2 separate regions of the Homo sapiens genome follow, and region 2 is linked to region 1. Evidence: read pairs that join two places in POLR2A ChIA-PET (ENCODE). Cell type or tissue: Panc1. All regions are shown on one strand. Each heading gives the region's core, and the rest is flanking DNA. Links, peaks and the distances in the headings are about the cores only.

Evidence for each region. Peaks named below come from ENCODE experiments on the same cell type or tissue, not always from the same donor. Only the 100,000 strongest peaks of a DNase experiment are listed, where the experiment ranks them.
Region 2: POLR2A ChIA-PET joins it to region 1 with 5 read pairs; 7 of 35 experiments call an interaction of 5 or more read pairs at or near these places.

The regions. Positions count from the first base shown.
Region 1 is chr18:3,674,391-3,682,618 of GRCh38, reverse strand. The region is part of intron 7 of DLGAP1 (DLG associated protein 1); the gene reads left to right. Among named protein-coding and RNA genes, the nearest start is that of DLGAP1-AS6, 25 kb to the right of the region's middle. In Panc1, for the core only: no CTCF peak of the experiment used is centred there; no DNase peak of the experiment used is centred there; H3K27ac peaks cover 1,605 bases.
Region 2 is chr18:3,353,427-3,361,654 of GRCh38, reverse strand. No RefSeq gene overlaps it. Among named protein-coding and RNA genes, the nearest start is that of LINC01895, 7.0 kb to the right of the region's middle. In Panc1, for the core only: no CTCF peak of the experiment used is centred there; no DNase peak of the experiment used is centred there; H3K27ac peaks cover 1,064 bases.

The DNA of each region.
Region 1 (8,228 bases), core at 2,657-5,156:
AAACACCTTCTTAGAGAGAGTCAGGACTTGAATCTAGGCCTTCTGACTCATAAATGAATAGCATCTTTATAAAAATCAGAAACAGAGAGAGGATCGGGCCCAACTTCTTTTCTCGTGTATTTTCTGTACCACACATCTAAACCTCTGGCCTCAGACTTTATATCTAGAGCTTTTCCAAAAAGGCCATGTGTATTAGTCCATTCTCACATTGTTATAAAGGAATACTTGAGACTGGGTAATTTATGAAGAAGAGAAGTTTAATTGACTCTTGGTTCTGCAGGCTGAACAGGAAGCATGATGCTGGCATCTGCTTAGCTTCTGGGGAGGCCTCAGGAAACTTACAATCATGATGGAAGGTGAAGAGGGGGCAGGTGCATCACATGGCCAGAGCAGGAGCAAGGGAGTGTGAGGTGTGAGGGGGAGGTGCCACACACTTTTATTTTATTTAGTTAATTAGTTAGTTCGTTCGTTATTTTTATTTTTTTTTATTTTTTTTTTTTTTGAGACAGGGTCTCGCCTGTCACCCAGGCTGGAGTGCAGTGGTGCAATATCAGCTCACTGCAACTTCTGCTTCCCAGGTTCAAGCAATTCTCCTGCCTCAGCCTCCCAAGTAGCTGGGATTACAGGCATGTGCCACCATACCCAGCTAATTTTTGTATTTTTAGTAGAGACAGGGTTTCACCATGTTGGCCAGGCTGGTCTCAACCTTCTGACCTCAAGTGATCCACCCACCTCAGCCTCCCAAAGTGCTGGGAGCCACGGCGCCCAGCCACCACACACTTTTAAATGACCAGATCTCACACGAATTCACTCACTATCATGAGGACAATATCAAGAAGGGATAGTGCTAAGCTATTCACGAGAAACCATCCCCATGACCAAATCACTCCCCACAAGGCCCCACCTTCAACATTGGGGATTACAACTAAGCATGAGATTTGGAGGGGGACACAGATCCAAACCATGTGACTTGGTCTCTTAGTAATCACACAGCTGGCTTTTTGGGGAAGAAAGTTACTTATTTCATGTGAACCCAAGCATAAGGAATCTGCAGATTTTTTTCCAGCAATATCGATTTATGTAAATACTTTATATTCCATTCTTGGAGGAGACAAGCATTTCATTTAGTCATTGTTTTCAATCATATAAGGTAACTAGAGATCAAAGTTCTTTGAAGAAGATGGTTATAAGAAAATACCCTTGAATTTTAAAATGCCTTACACTTTTATTAGCATCACACAATGAATATTTGTCATTCTGTGGACTGTAAGCATAGTTTTCTCTCTGAAAATCCTGGCAAGGGAAATCCTTTTTTATTGATTCTCCTGGTCACAAATTATTATGAGAAATGCCCTTTTTTAGACATTATCTCTGACTCTAAGAAACTAAATGACAAAAAGTGAGAGGACAGTACTGTTTTCAAGTCCACTTAAGCCACTTGAAATTTCTCTAGGATGATGCCAATTCATAGCCCCACTCTAGTGTTGGAAACAGTCATTGAACTGAACTCTCATCAGCCTCCATTTTGTGTTGAAGATGTGCGTGCCTGTAAACTGAGATGATTTCTCAGCACAATTATCTCACCCTTTTTCATATCTCACCAGATCAACTGGGATTTCAGACTTACCATCATCCCATTGGGAGGAAGCCTTCTTAGCCTTCTTTCTTCATCTTTCACGAGGCTTGTGGAAACCAGAGTTTGCAGCATAGATTCAGGCTTCTTCATTCTTCCTAGGCCCAAGTGTGCAAATGATAGCATTTGTTTGTGAAAAACACTACCATGAGTCATGAGTCAAACAGTATTTTTCCTCCTTTTTTTTTTTTTTTTTTGAGACGGAGTCTCGCTCTGTCTTCCAGGCTGGAGTGCAGTGGCGCGATCTCGGCTTACTGCAAGCTCCGCCTCCCGGGTTCACGCCATTCTCCTGCCTCAGCCTCCCAAGTAGCTGGGACTACAGGTGCCCGCCATCACGCCCAGCTAATTTTTTTGTATTTTTAGTAGAGACAGGGGTTTCACCATGTTAGCCAGGATGGTCTTGATCTCCTGACTCCATGATCTGCCCACCTCAGCCTCCCAAAGTGCTGGGATTACAGGCGTGAGCCAGCACGCCCGGCCTCCAAATTTTCAATGGCTAAGCATTGAGGGTTAAAGAACAGAACATGTCTGACAACAGAATAGATTAGGTAAAATCATGACTTTCTCAGAAAGCTGAGACTCTGTGATCACTGTACTCACCTGTACCCCTTCCTTCTGCCCTCAGGCCTGTGGCTGCCACTGCTCCTTCTCCAGGTCCCCACACTCTGTGGATGCCCTGAGGACAGAGTTCATAGCTGCTCTTCCTGTGGCTTCCTTCAATTAACCCTAAGCAATTTGGAATGACTTTTGGTTTTGTTTCGCTCCCTTCTGAGGTCCCAACCATAACAGAGATGACAGATGGAGATGTCCAGCCAGGCTGTCCTGTCACCTACTGGCCTATCACCATTTTGCCAACCGTTAGAGAGAGGAGGGCCACACAGATTCTACAACCTCGACCAAGACCCCTGGTGAAGAATGGCCATGCTATTCTCTTGAGAAATGGTTCACATTTCATGCTATTCTCGTGGGAAATAGCTCCACCACCTAGTAAGAAACCCATGGCTGGGCATGGTGGCTCACGTCTGTAATCCCAACACTTTGGGAGGCTGAAGTGGGAAGACCATTTGAGTCCAGGAGTTCAAGACCAGCCTGAACAACATAGCAAGAACCCATCTCTATTTAAAAAAAAAAAAGAAAGAAAGAAAGAAAGAAAAGAAAAAGAAAACCATAATGATACTTCATGTCCCTTTGTTGTCTTTCTTTCTTTTCTTTAGCAACACGGTCTCACTACATTGCCCAGTCTGGTCTCAAACTCCTGGGCTCAACAATCCTCCCACCTCAGCCTCCCAAAGTGCTGGGATTATAGGTGTGAGCCACTTGTGCCTGGCCTGTTGTCTTTCTTAGAGCCAAACTACCACGGAGCTCATCGGCCCTATCTAGTAGCCCATATACTCTCTATTGCCTGCTGCCTGTGTGTTGCAGTGACCCATAAGAGGTAGGCCACTGGGGTGGCTGAACAGAAGGGGATGATGAAAACTGCAGGTGATCATCAAGTGCTCATTGCTGGTAGTCTGTACTTAGTCATTCTTGGCGCGGCTACACATGTTCAGTGTATTCAAGCTAGAGCTGTGTTTTTTGGGAAGTCAAAGTTGCTATTCATTCTCGCAACAGAAAGAATGCTGACAAGTAGTGTCATGTCACACAAGTAGTTTCATAATTACAGAGACTTCACTGTTTTTTATGTTGGAAAACCAACTAGTACAGAATTAAGGAATAATTATAAGAGAATGGAGGTCAACAAGAGCTTTTCTGAAAAGATAAAAAATCCATGGGGGTGGGAGTAGGGGGTGGGGAGGGAAAATGAGAAACCAATATTTGCTGCAAAGACACGGGGGCCTTGTTGATCAAGAACACAGCCAGGCACAGTGGCATGCGCCTGTAATCCCAGCTACTTGGGAGGCTAAGGCAGGAAGATTGCTTGAGCCCAGGAGTGTGAGCTCAGCCTGGGCAACATAACAAGATCCAGTCTCTAAAAATAATTAATTAACTGGTTTTTTAAAAAGAAGAAGAAGAAGAACCAGTGATAGTTATAGCTGTTCCTCTTCATTCACTATCCTCTGTGAGCTAAGAATTTCCCCCCAACATATATAAATGCAGGACACATCCCACACATGCATTTGCCATATAAACATCCCATGTATTGCGATGCATAGCAGAAACAAGTGTTCACACCTTCTTTTACTGGAGCTTTGTTTTATATTTGGGTAGAAAAGAATAATTTCTGTAATAACTAGGGGAGGGAAAAATCCTATTCTGCATTTCTATAAAATTTGAGAATTAAGTTGTGTGGTATAATAACCTATCAGAACATTGTAATGTTTATTTTGCCCTATTTTGCTTTCTGATCCTTGTTCGTTCTTGGAAAAGAAATTGTAAATGTATTTTATCCAAAGCCATAAAGCAATTATTTAATGTAATGGGGACTCTAAGAACAAATACAAGCATCCTCAAGAAGTTCAGCCTATTAGGAAGATAAGACACAAAAACAACGATCATATTAAGCAGAACATGCTTTGCTTTATAAAATAAGTAAGCAAACACAACGGTAAAGGAGAGATGGGGAAATGAGAGAAAACGTGAAGGAGATGTGATTTGAGCTGGGTCTTAAAGAATCTATGGGAATTCAATAGGCAGAGATAGAGAGATAATTCCAAGCAGAAGGAATCATCAAACAAATGACCTGGAGGTGGGAAAGGCCAAGGTATGTTAAAACAAGAGCAAGTAGGCTGGGCACACTGGCACACGCCTGTAATCCCAACACTTTGGGAGGCTAAGGCAGGCAGATCACTGGAGGTCAGGAGTTCAAGACCAGCCTGGCCAACATGGTGAAACCCTGTCTCTACTAAAAATACAAAAATTAGCCAGGTATGGTAGCACACACCTGTCTTCCCAGCTACTCGGGAGGCTGAGGCAGGAGAATCGCTTGAACCTGGGAAATGGAGGTTGCAGTGAGCCAAGATTGCACCATTGCACTCCAGCCTGGGCGACAGAGCTAGACTCCATCTCAAAAAAAAAAAAAAAAAAACCCACCGGGCACAGTGGCTCACGCCTGTAATCCCAGCACTTTGGGAGGCTGAGGCAGGCAGATCACTTGAGGTCAGGAGTTCGAGACCAGCCTGGCCAACATGGTGAAACCTCATCTCTACTAAAAATACAAAAATTAGCCGGGCATGGTGGCAAGCACCTGTAGTTCCAGCTACTTGGGAGGCTGAGACAGGAGAATTGCTTCAACCCGGGAGACAGAGGTTGCAGTGAGCCAAGATCGTGCTATTGCACTCCAGCCTGGGCGACAGAGTGAGACTCCGTTTCAAATAAAAAAAAGAAAAAAGAAAAAGAGAGCAAGTAGCTGGATGTGGCTGAGCACTGGATCCCTGAAGTGGATGGTCATAGGCACGCTAGAAACATGGATCTCTGTCTATTTAGCTGAGAATTCTGGATTAAATTCCTAGAAAGCCGCTGAAGGCTTTTAAGCACAAAAATGTCTTCAGAACTGCTGCAGGAATATACAGTACAGGTAATGAGTAATTTTAGAATGGATATAACTGGTAGGGAAGAGGACAGAGAATTCTCTTGTTGGAATGGCTAGTTTTGAGGGTGTGGGTCAGGTTAAGACAATAAATGAAACCAGTAGAGAGCTGATTCACTGGGGCAAAATGGAGCCAGGCTAGTGTTCACAAATGGCCCTATGGCAGATTCAGTGGACGTGAAGGAGTGATTACGGTGTAGGATAAAGGGATAGTTATCAAAGGAGTTCTTGACTCTTCCATAATTTAGAAATGGAACTGGTGGTTCAATTCCTCAACTGGTGGTTGAGGAACTGGAGATAAAGAGTCTTGAAGCTGGGGAAATTTGTGAGACCATAAACATGAATGTTGAAATCTCAGAGGATGGGATAGAAAGCCCAATGAAACGGGCTGAAGTCGCTACAGAAGATATTCCAGGAATATCCTGGAAGTTAGTAGATAATAGAGAAAACTGTATGAGTGGAATTAGCCTCAAAATAAGAGTTTAAAGGGTGGTGGCAACAGAAAATGCATCCATAAAGGGCAAGGGGAAAGAAAAAGTATGTCAATACACATGAAAACTGAGAACATTGATTGCATTCAGGGAGAGAAATCTGGTGATTGGAAACGCAGATAGGAGAGAGAGTTTTCAGTGACTACCCTGTTGAATTTGGGATTTTAAACCATGAAAATGCTTTAAATTAATTAGAAGAGTACTTTTTCTAATTAATTGGTTAATGTTTGTTTGTTTGTGTATACTGACCTCACAATTTCTTCTAAAAAAAAAAAACAGGAGAAGTAGCCTCAAATTGGCAAGGTCTTGAGGGTAATGGTATTACCAAGGAAAAATCCTTGGTTCCCTTAAGGCAGAGGTGTGAAAGAAGGAAGTTGCTCATTGTAAAAGGGGTTTTTGTAGGACCTTGAAGCCAGCTTATACTGAAGCTGCTACATTGTCTGGAGTAAATACCCAGGGTTTGTCATCTCGCGGCAGGAAAATTTAGGACATGGACACTCATGAGGAGTTTAGGAGCGGAAGTTTAACAGGCAAAAGAAGGAGGAAGAAAAAGAAAGGAAAACAGCTCTCTCTAGTGAGAGAAGGGTCTTCCGAGAGGACCTGCCAGTGGTGGATGTGCCAGATTTTATAGTCAGGTTTGAGGAGGCGGTGTCTGATTTACATAATGCTCACAGATTGGTTCAATTAAGTGTGACATTTACATAGCGAGCAGGGAAGGCTGGTTGCCCCACCCTAATCTTATTACGCAAATAAACTTTCTCCTTGGGCTGCGCCATCTTGTCTGCTCCTTGCTGTACACGCGGCTGGCAGAGGAAAGATGGGACTGCCATTTTGAACATGATTGGCACAACTGCCGGCATCTATGTCTGCAGCTTGATCTTACAGGCTGCTGTTTGTTAGAAAGGAAAATAGTTTGGGGCTGCTTTTCATTAAAAGGAAAACAAATAGTCTGGGGCTGCTTTTCATTCAAAGGAAAACATTACCAAGGACTTCCGTACCCTCACTATCTGCCTAAGTAATTTCTTCTTAACTCCTGTATCAATATTGGCTCATGAGAGCTGACTATGAAAGTTTTAATAATTTTTTCAGCTGGTTGACATCAAGTTGGTTGGTACAAAAAAAAGTCATGTGGCAGTATTTACACCATGGAAAACAGCAAATGCTACAAAGGAGAAATCCCCTCTGCCCCTCTTCAGAGAGCCTGTTGTTAAACATTTACCAGCACACCACTGCAAAGGCCTTAATGGAAAGCCCTGTTAGAGGGCACATTATGGAGTGGGTCAGATGGAGGTGGGGATGGGTGGCATGGATGAGTCAGCTGGAGGATGAGGCCGCTGGAGTGGATGAAGTGAGCAAAGGTGATAGGAATGCGGGAAACAAAACTGTAGGGTACCACTGCAGTAGCTTATTAGCAACAGATCTTTGGAGACGAAAATTCAGACTCTGAGGCCAGAGGGCCCCAAGTTAGAATCCAAACACTTCCACCCAAAGCTGTGCCATCAAACAGATGTTGCTGGATCTGAGTGTCAGTTTTCTCATATTTAATCGTGTTGTAGAGATGGAATGAGACAATGCATATAGAACAGCTAACCCTGGCTGGGTACGGTGGAGCACACCTGTAATCCTAGCACTTTGGGAGGCTGAGGCCGGCGGATTACCTGAGGTCAGGGGTTCAAGACCACTCTGGACAACCAACATAGTGAAATCCCGTCTCTACTAAAAACACAAAACTTAGCCAGGCGTGGTGGAGCATGTCTGTAATCCCAGCTACTTGGGAGGCTGAGGCAGGATAATCGCTTGAACCAGGAGGCAAAGATTGCAGCGAGCCGAGATCGCACCACTGCACTCCACCCTGGGTGACAAAGTGAGACTCCATCTCAAAAAAAAACCAGCTAACCCACTGCGTGGTACTTGGCAGTGCTCTGCCTATGCTAATGAATGGGGGTGATGATTGTGGTGGACTCGGTACTGATAGTGGAGGTGAATGGGGGTGATGATTGTGGTGGACTCGGTACTGATAGTGGAGGTGAATGGGGGTGATGATTGTGGTGGACTCGGTACTGATAGTGGAGGTGAATGGGGGTGATGATTGTGGTGGACTCGGTACTGATAGTGGAGGTGAATGGGGGTGATGATTGTGGTGGACTCGGTACTGATAGTGGAGGTGAATGGGGGTGATGATTGTGGTGGACTCGGTACTGATAGTGGAGGTGAGAAGAGTAGAGTTGGACGTGGTATAGGTGATGACAGTGGGGTGGTGATAGTAGGGGTGGAAGTGATTATAGTAGAGGTAGTGGGGTGGTAAAGGTGGTAGTGGTGGTGGCAGGTTTTTATTATTATTATTTATTACAGATAGGGTCTTGCTCTGTCACCCAGGCTGAAGTGCCATGGCACAATCATGGCTAGCTGCAGCCTTGAACTCCTGGGCTCAAGTGATCCTCCCACCTCAGCCTCATGAGTAGCTGGGATCACAAGTATGCACCAGTGCGCCCAGCTGATTTTTTTATTTTTTTGTAGAGATAGGAGCTCATTTTGTTGTGCAGGCTAGTCTCAAACTCCTGGCCTCAAATGATTGTCT
Region 2 (8,228 bases), core at 3,624-6,123, 320 kb after region 1:
GTCATAATTTCAGTCATGTTTCTGGAAGGAGAAGCAGTAAATGTGTGTGTTCAGTCCACTGTCCATCAACAACAGAATCTCCTCATATTCCCAGGCCGATTGGCATATTTTCAAACGAAGTTGTATAATTTGCTTTAAGGTCAACGTTTGTAGGTGATTATTTTCTTTTTTTCCTCCTCACTTCATTCTCTCCAAAGCATGATCATTTTACTTGGTTTAACTTCACTTTCATTTTTATGAGAGTCTGGCTCTGCCGCCCAGGCTGGAGTGCAGTGCTGCGATCTCGGCTCACGGCAGCATCCGCCTCCCGGGTTCACGCCATTCTCGCGCCTCAGCCTCCCGAGTAGCTGGAATTGGAGGCGCGCCCCGCCCAGTCCAGCTAATTTTTACATTTTTAGTAGAGACAGGGCTTCACCATGTCGGCCAGGCTGGTCTCGAACCACGGCCGTCAAGTGATCCGCCCGCCTCGGCCTCCCAAAGTGCTGGGATTACAGGCCTGAGCTTCATTTTCATTTGGTGAGAGAAGAGGAATTTAATTTTGGAAAATGGAGAAGGGAAGGGACAGGAACCCAAGTCGCGAGTGAGTTCATTTAGCGCCCACGCAACCCCAGCAGGACAGGCACTAGCACCCGTTCCTTGGGGAAAAGGGCAGGAAGGTTCCACAGCTGGCTCATGGCTGCGCGAGGCCCCTAAATGGCAGATCCGCGGAGGCACTCAGACTCCGCCTCGGGGACTCCTCGATCTTTGCTGAGAAAAGATGGGAAATACCGGAAGCACGCGCTCAGACGCCTTGGCTATCGTAGGCCGGATGCTTTTTTCAGCCATCTTCTAGAACCTTCCCTGCCTTTTACAGCCGTGGCAGAACACATTTCCTCCTTCCCGCCTCCCTCGGCCTCCGGGCACTTCCTCAGGACCTGTCAGCCCCCGCCACCCTCACCCCTAACCCCGGCCAGCTGTAGATCGGCAGTCCCGGCTAAGAGCCTCTACTGGGGAAATCACTTAAGGATTTTCTTTCCCAGCTTAGAGCTGGGAAGGCTGATGTGCGGTCATTTCCGGGGATAAAGAGCAATGGAAGTCAGCCTGCCCCGGAAGCCTAAAAGGGGCATTGGTTCTTATAATCCAAGCGAAGGTGACCTGGGTCCGGGAGGCCTGGAGCGGCAGTGAGAAGGGAGCGTGACGGAGGCCAGAGGCCGGGCCCGAGGGGCGTGGCCCTACTTTGCTGCTGAAGGACGCAGGGCTCTTCCACAGCAGGGGTCGGTGAGACAAGGCAAGCTTTGTCAGGCTCTGGAGTGGGACAAAGGGCTGCCGGTTCACTGGGATGGGGAAGGACTGCCAGCTGACTTGGAATTTCACGTAAACAACTGATCATTCTTCAGTATAGATATGTCCTGTGAAAAATATGGGACATACTAATCCTAAAAAACTTTATTACATATCCGAAATTCAAATTCAGTTGAACATCATGTATTTTTACTTGCGAAACCTGCCGCCTTTAAGTGGGGGGGGCAGATATGAGTAGCCTCCAAAGATAGTTATTACTATAAACCATCTTGAAGGATTTTTTTTGAAACACAGTCTTTCAAGGATGCCAAAGGTGATGGCTAATTTTAGGTGTCAAGTTAAAGAACTGACAAAGCATTATTCTGGGGTGTGTCAGTGAGGGTGTTTCCGGAGGAGACTGGCGTGTCAGTCTGACATGCCTAAGTGGGGAAAATTTGCACCATCCAATCGGCTGGAGTCCTAGATAGAACAAAATCAGAGGAAAGGCAAATTGGTCTCTCTGTCTCTCTTCTGGAGCTGGGAAACGCTCTTCTTCTGCTTTTAGACAGAACTCCAGGCTCTCTGGCCTTTGTACTCCAGGACTTGTACCAGTGGCCTTCAGGTCCTGAGGCCTTTTTACTTGGACTGAGCCATGTTACTGGCACCTCACATTCTCCAGCTTGTAGATGGCCTATCAAGGGACTTGTTAGCCTCCATCATCAGGCGAGCCAATTCCTCTAACATGTCCTTTGCATCTATTTATCTATCTATCCATCTACCTATCATCTATTCATTTTGTTTCTCTGAGCAACTCTGACTAATACAACAAATATATGTTTTGAAAATAGGAATAAATCTGCTCAGGTTGAAGCAGTTATAAGGGGCCTCTCTCCCATTAGCCTTCTCCCAGACTCCCTTTCTTGCAATGGCTGAGGCGCCACAGCCAAATGTAAAAATGCACTGAAGAACAGGCAGCAATGGGAGGAAAGGGGGATGATTCTTGGGTTATTTCTGCAACACCCTTAGGAAAGTGCTGTGCTGCCGTGCCCCTCGGTGGAAATCCTACACTGAGAGTTGACCAGCTTTGGAGGAAGCAGAGGCCTCCCCTGCAGCAGTGCACAGCATCAGCACCAGGTGGCTGGGTGACATCCCTCATGGGAGCTGGGACTCACGCAGCCAATACAGGTTTTCAGTTGGTTTGGTCCTCGAAGAGGCCAATGTATAAGGTTTTGCAGGCCTTCTTTGGTGTTCAGAGATCTGATAGATCAGCCATGAATGGGCAGGTAAACATGTTCACTGGACAGGAAGCATGGAGAGAAAGAAATATGTACCTTCTGATACTGACATCATTTATGGAGAACAGAATGGTGTGATTCAGTACATGATGTATGTTACTTCTGATACTCATTTAAAAACGTTGGTAATATATGACAAAGACTCAAGATTAATTCAAAACTCAAAGGAATAGGGAAAAATAGAACTACATGTGGAATCCTTCAGTATGTTTATAATAATACAAATTAATCTATCATATCAATGGATCCTATAGTCAGCAAGGGAATCTTTGCAGCTCTGGATAGTATATCTTGAATTAAACTGATATCTACTTAATGAGATTTTGCAGTGTAAAGTATATATGGGACAGCGAATAACATTTTGCCCTGATAGAACCAGGAAAGACAAAAAGAAAGATCATCAATGTAAATGAAAAAATGTAATGTATCTGATAAAACAGCACAAAAGACAAAGCTTTTGTTTTCTCTCTCAAGCAGAATGATCTTCAACCCAAGACACAGGCAAAGAGAGCATCTAACTGCTTAAAATGAGAGCAGGAATGGCTGTTGGCTTAGATAGATGGCACCCCAGAGTCCTGAAAGAACTTGCAGATGTGATCACAGGACCATCTGAACCGGAGAAACCGGGGGGAATGGAGAGACAGCAAAAGACCGGAGATGGGTAAATGAGTTCCAGATTTTCCAACACAACAGGAAAGGTGACTTACGGGTCTGTGTGCTGGTTACATTTAATGTTGAGCTTCAGCAAAACTCCGGAACAGATGATTGAAGGGGCTTTGTGCGTATTTATTAAAGAAAGTAATGATTGCTAGGCACTCTCATGAGTTCCCCGAAATCTGAGCTCGTGCCAGACAACCTTGTTTCCATGCCATAGCACTCCACTGGACGAGCAGGAAAATATCATAGTCAGAAATGACTTATTTTAGCAAGACACTTAGCAAAAGTCTCACGTGACATCCTTGTGGACCGAGGAATGTGGACTGGTGGTTGCTTTGTGTCCACATTTCAGGGGACCCACTCAGGGTCCTCCTTAGGCCCCTGTCTCTACACGAAACCTCAGCCACAAAGGTGCAAGGGAAATAAACTGACTGTCACAGAGACAATTGCTAATGAACTTTTAAAAAACGAATGACTTATTTTTTAAAATTTTTATTTTTCAATTAACAGAACTAAATTTATTCTCAATGTTATAACTATGGAAAATGGAAAAAATTGCTACCTCTTACTTTCTTATTCCTTTTAATTGAATATATTTGAGGTGTACAGCATATTTTCATATACTTACCTTTTTTTTTTTCCGTGAGAGACAGAGCCTCACTCTGTTGTCTAGGCTGGAGCATAGCAGTGCAACCATGGCTCACTGCTGCCTCCAACTCCTGGGCTCAGGTGATCCTCCCACCTTAGCGCCCCCGAGTAGCTGAGACTACAGGCACATGCCACCACATCCAACTAATTTTTTTTTCTGTAGAGACAATCCTCCTGCCTCAGCTTCCCAAGGAGCTGGGACTATGGACACGCACCACCATGCTCAGCTGATTTTTAAATTTTTTGTAGAGACGGGGTCTCACTGTATTTCCCAGGAGTGTCTTGAACTCCTGGACTCAAGCAATCCTCTGCCTTTGCCTCCCAAAGTGTTGGGATTTCAGGCATGAGCTACTGTGCCTGGCCAATATACTTATCTTGATATGCATATACATAGTGAGGTGGTCACTATAGTCAAGTAAATTGATATACTGGTACATTATCTCTATAGCTACTTTTCCTCTGTATGTGTGTGTGTGTGTGATCAGAGTACCTAAAATCTACTCTCTTGTCAAATTACCAGTATAAAATAGAATATTATTAACCGTAGTCCTCATGTTGTACATTAGATTTCTAAACTTATTCATTCAACAGTTAGGGCGCAACTTTGTACGCTTTGACCTATATCTTCCCATTTCGACCCTTCGCCTCCAGGCTCCCTTCACCTCTGGTATCTGTCCTTTTACTTTCTGGTTCTACCTATTCAATTTATTGAATTTAATTTTTTAGATGTCACTTAAAAGTAAGATCATGCAGTATTTTTCTTTCTGTGTCTGGCTTATTTGACTTAGCATAATGTCCCCTAAGCTCATCCATGTTGTCACAGATGGCAGGATCTGCTCTTTTTAAGGCTGAATAGTATTCCATTGTGTATCTATGCCACAATTTCTTCATCTAGTCATCTGTTGATCGACACTTTGACTGTTTCCATACCTTGGCAATTGTGAATAAGAATGCAATGGACACGGAAGTGCAGATGTTTCTACGAGGTGGTGACTTCATTTCCTTTGGGTATATACCCAGAAGAAGCATTGTTGGGTTATATGGTAGTTCTATTTCTACTTGCTTTAGGAAACCCCCATACTGTTTTCCACAGTGGCTGTACGAATCTACATTGCCACCAACAGTGTACAAGAATTCTCTTTTCTCCACACCTTTACTATTTCTTTGTAAGAAGGATTAATGACTTTTTGGTAAAAGCCATCCTAACAGGTGTGAGATAATATCTCATTGTGGTTTCTATTCACATTTCCCTAATGACTAGTGATGTTGAGCACTTTTCATTTCACCTGTTGGCTGTTTTTATATCTTCTTTGGAGAAATCTCTATTCAAGTCTTTTGCCCAGAGTTGTGTGAGTTCTTATACATTTTGGATATTAACCCCTTATCAGATATGTGGGTCACAAATATTTTTTCCCAATCTGTAGACCAAATTTTCATTTTGTATACTGTTTCCTTTGCTATGCAGAAGCTTTTTAGTTTGATGTAGTCCTGTTTATTTTTGCTTTTATTGCCTGTGCTTTTGGTGTCCTATCAAAAAAAAATATATTGCCAAGAACAATGTCAAAGAGATTTTCCCCAAATCTTTTTGTAGGAGTTTTTATGGTTTCAGAGCTTCTGCTTAAGTATTTAATCCACTTTGAGTTGATTTTTGTAGATGGTGCCGGATAAGGGTCCAATTTTATTTTGCATGTAGACACCCAGTTTTCTCAGCACCATTTATTGAAGAGACAGTGCTTTCCTCATGGTGTCTTCTTCTGTCCTTGTTGAAAATTTGTTGACTGTGTGTGCTTGAGTTTATTTCTGGGCTCTGTATTATGTTCCATTGATATATGTATCTGTTTTTTTATACCAGTACCATACTGTTCGGGATGCCTCCAGCTTTGTTCTTTTTGCTCAGGCTTGCCCAGGCTATCCAGGGTCTTTGATAGTTCTATATGAATTTTAGGATTTTTTGTCAATTTCTGTAAAAATAAATGTCATTGGAATTTTGATAGAGACTGTATTTAATCTGTAGATCACTTTGGGCAGTAAGGCTTCTGGTCACAAAAGCTCCTTGTCTAGATGACCTGTGGCATCTACCAGAGTCACTTCAACACAACTTTGCTCGTTGCACCTTATCTTCCCTTTTATTTGGTCTGAATTGCCTTTGGAGCACTTTCTAGTTGAAAGACACATGTTCTTTTTGTTGTTGTTGTTTTTGAGACCAGAGTCTTGCTCTATCACTCAGGCTGAAATGCAGCGACCATGGCTCACAGCAGCATTGACCTCCCAGGCTCAAGCAATCCTCCTGCCTCAGCCTCCCGAGTAGCTGGAACTACAAGTATGTGCCACCACCCCTGGTTAATTCTTAAACAGTGAGATGGGATCTCACAATGTTATCTAGGCTTGTCTTGAACTCCTGGGCTCAAGCGATCCTCCTGCCTTGGCCTCAAAGTGCTGGGATTACAGGCACCAACCCCCAGTGGGCCCAGCCAAAGACACATGTTCTAAAGAATTTGAGGAAACCCTTTCATTAAGAATGAGATAGCAGGCCTGGCGCGGTGGCTCACACCTCTAATCCCAGCATTTTGGGAGGCCGAGGCGGGGAGATCACGAGGTCAGGAGTTCAAGACCAGCCTGGCCAACATGGTGAAACCCTATCTCTACTAAAAATACAAAATTAGCCAGGTGTGGTGGCACACACCTGTAGTCCCAGCTACTCGGAAGGCTGAGGCAAAAAATAGTCTGTACCTGGGAGGCAGAGCTTGCAGTAAGCTGAGATTGTGCCACTGTACTTCAGCCTGGGCAATGGATTGAGACTCTGTCTAAAAAAAAAAAAAAAAAAAGAATGAGATAGCAGACACTCAGATGTGTGCAGCATGATGTTCCAGTTGACCCTTGTGAGCCAGGAAAATTTTGTTTTTCAACTTTAACTCTTAAAGAAAGTTAAATATAGTCTAAAACTTTGGTCTATATCACTGACCTTTTTCCGCCCACTAAAGCATACAGCAGCAGAAAGTTTCAGGCAATCCCGATCAGTAAGTCTGTTTCTCTCTCAATGAGGCTATGAGAGAACCCCCTTTTCATGCTTATTCAGTGAGTCAAAGAGTCTGTGTGGGTAGAGACACTCAGAACATCTCTGAGGACAGACACGGTAAGATAAGACGCAAAGTATTGCCACAAAGTGTTTTCCAAGGTTACCTGCTACTTGCTGTGACTGATTTTGTTGTAGGCAAAAACTGTCTTATGGAAATGAATCAGTTCAGATTAGGAGCATTAAAAAAGCTCATAATACTCATGGCCTCAGTAAGGCAGAAGTTTATTTCTCCCACAGAGAAGTACAGGGGCTAAGAGCCCAAGGCTGCCGTGGCAGTTCTGTGAAGGCATTTCAGGGCTCAGTCCAACTGAGGAAACAAGACCAAGAACACTCTTCTCTCTCAAAGTCCAGAGGAGAGAAGTCAGCTTATTCTTCCTCTGTAAAGATCTTTTATCCCAAGTCAGATGTTAAACACAGGGTAGAGCTGACAAAGAACACTTCTTTCCCCCATAAGGAGAACGGTGGAATCTTGAGCTGTCACTTACATCTCGTTGACCTGAACTTGGTCTCGTGGCCACACCGGCCTGCATGGGAAGCTAAGAAATAAAACCTAACAACTGAAGTTCTATTATTAAACTGGAAGGGAAAAGAAACATCGGGAGGTAATTATCAATCCTTGCCACAACAACGTGGGGGCAAATTAGTCTCTACATGTGTACTGTCCAATATGGCCACCACCAACCACATGTGGCTACTGGGCCCTTGAAAAGTGGCTGCTCTGCTGATAGGATCATTCCACAATGTGTGCATGTCTTGAAACATCACATTGTATCCTGTAAATATACAGTTATCATTTGTCCGTTAAAAATACAAGAAGACTTTTTTTAAAAAAGAAATGCTGCTGGTCCAAATTGGGATGTGTTATAAGTATAAAATACACACAGGATTTCAAAGTCTTAGCATGACAAAAAGAATGCAAAATATCTCTCAGCTTTTATATTGATTACATATTGAAGTGATACTATCATTGAAATAATACCCAAATATACTGGTTTAAATAAATGTTATTAAAATAATTTCATCTGTTCCTTTTCACTTTTTAAAATGTAGCTTCCCCGGGCGCAGCGGCTCATGCTTATAATCCCAGCACTTTGGGAGGCCAAGGCAGGTGCATCACTTGAGGTCAGGAGTTCATGACCAGCCGGGCCAACATGGTGAAACCCTATCTGTGCTAATAATACAAAAAGTAGCCGGGCCTGGTGGCAGGCGCCTGTAATCCTGGCTACTCAGGAGGCTGAGGCAGGAGAATCGCTTGAACCTGGGAGGTGGAGGTTGCAGTGAGCAGAGAGCGC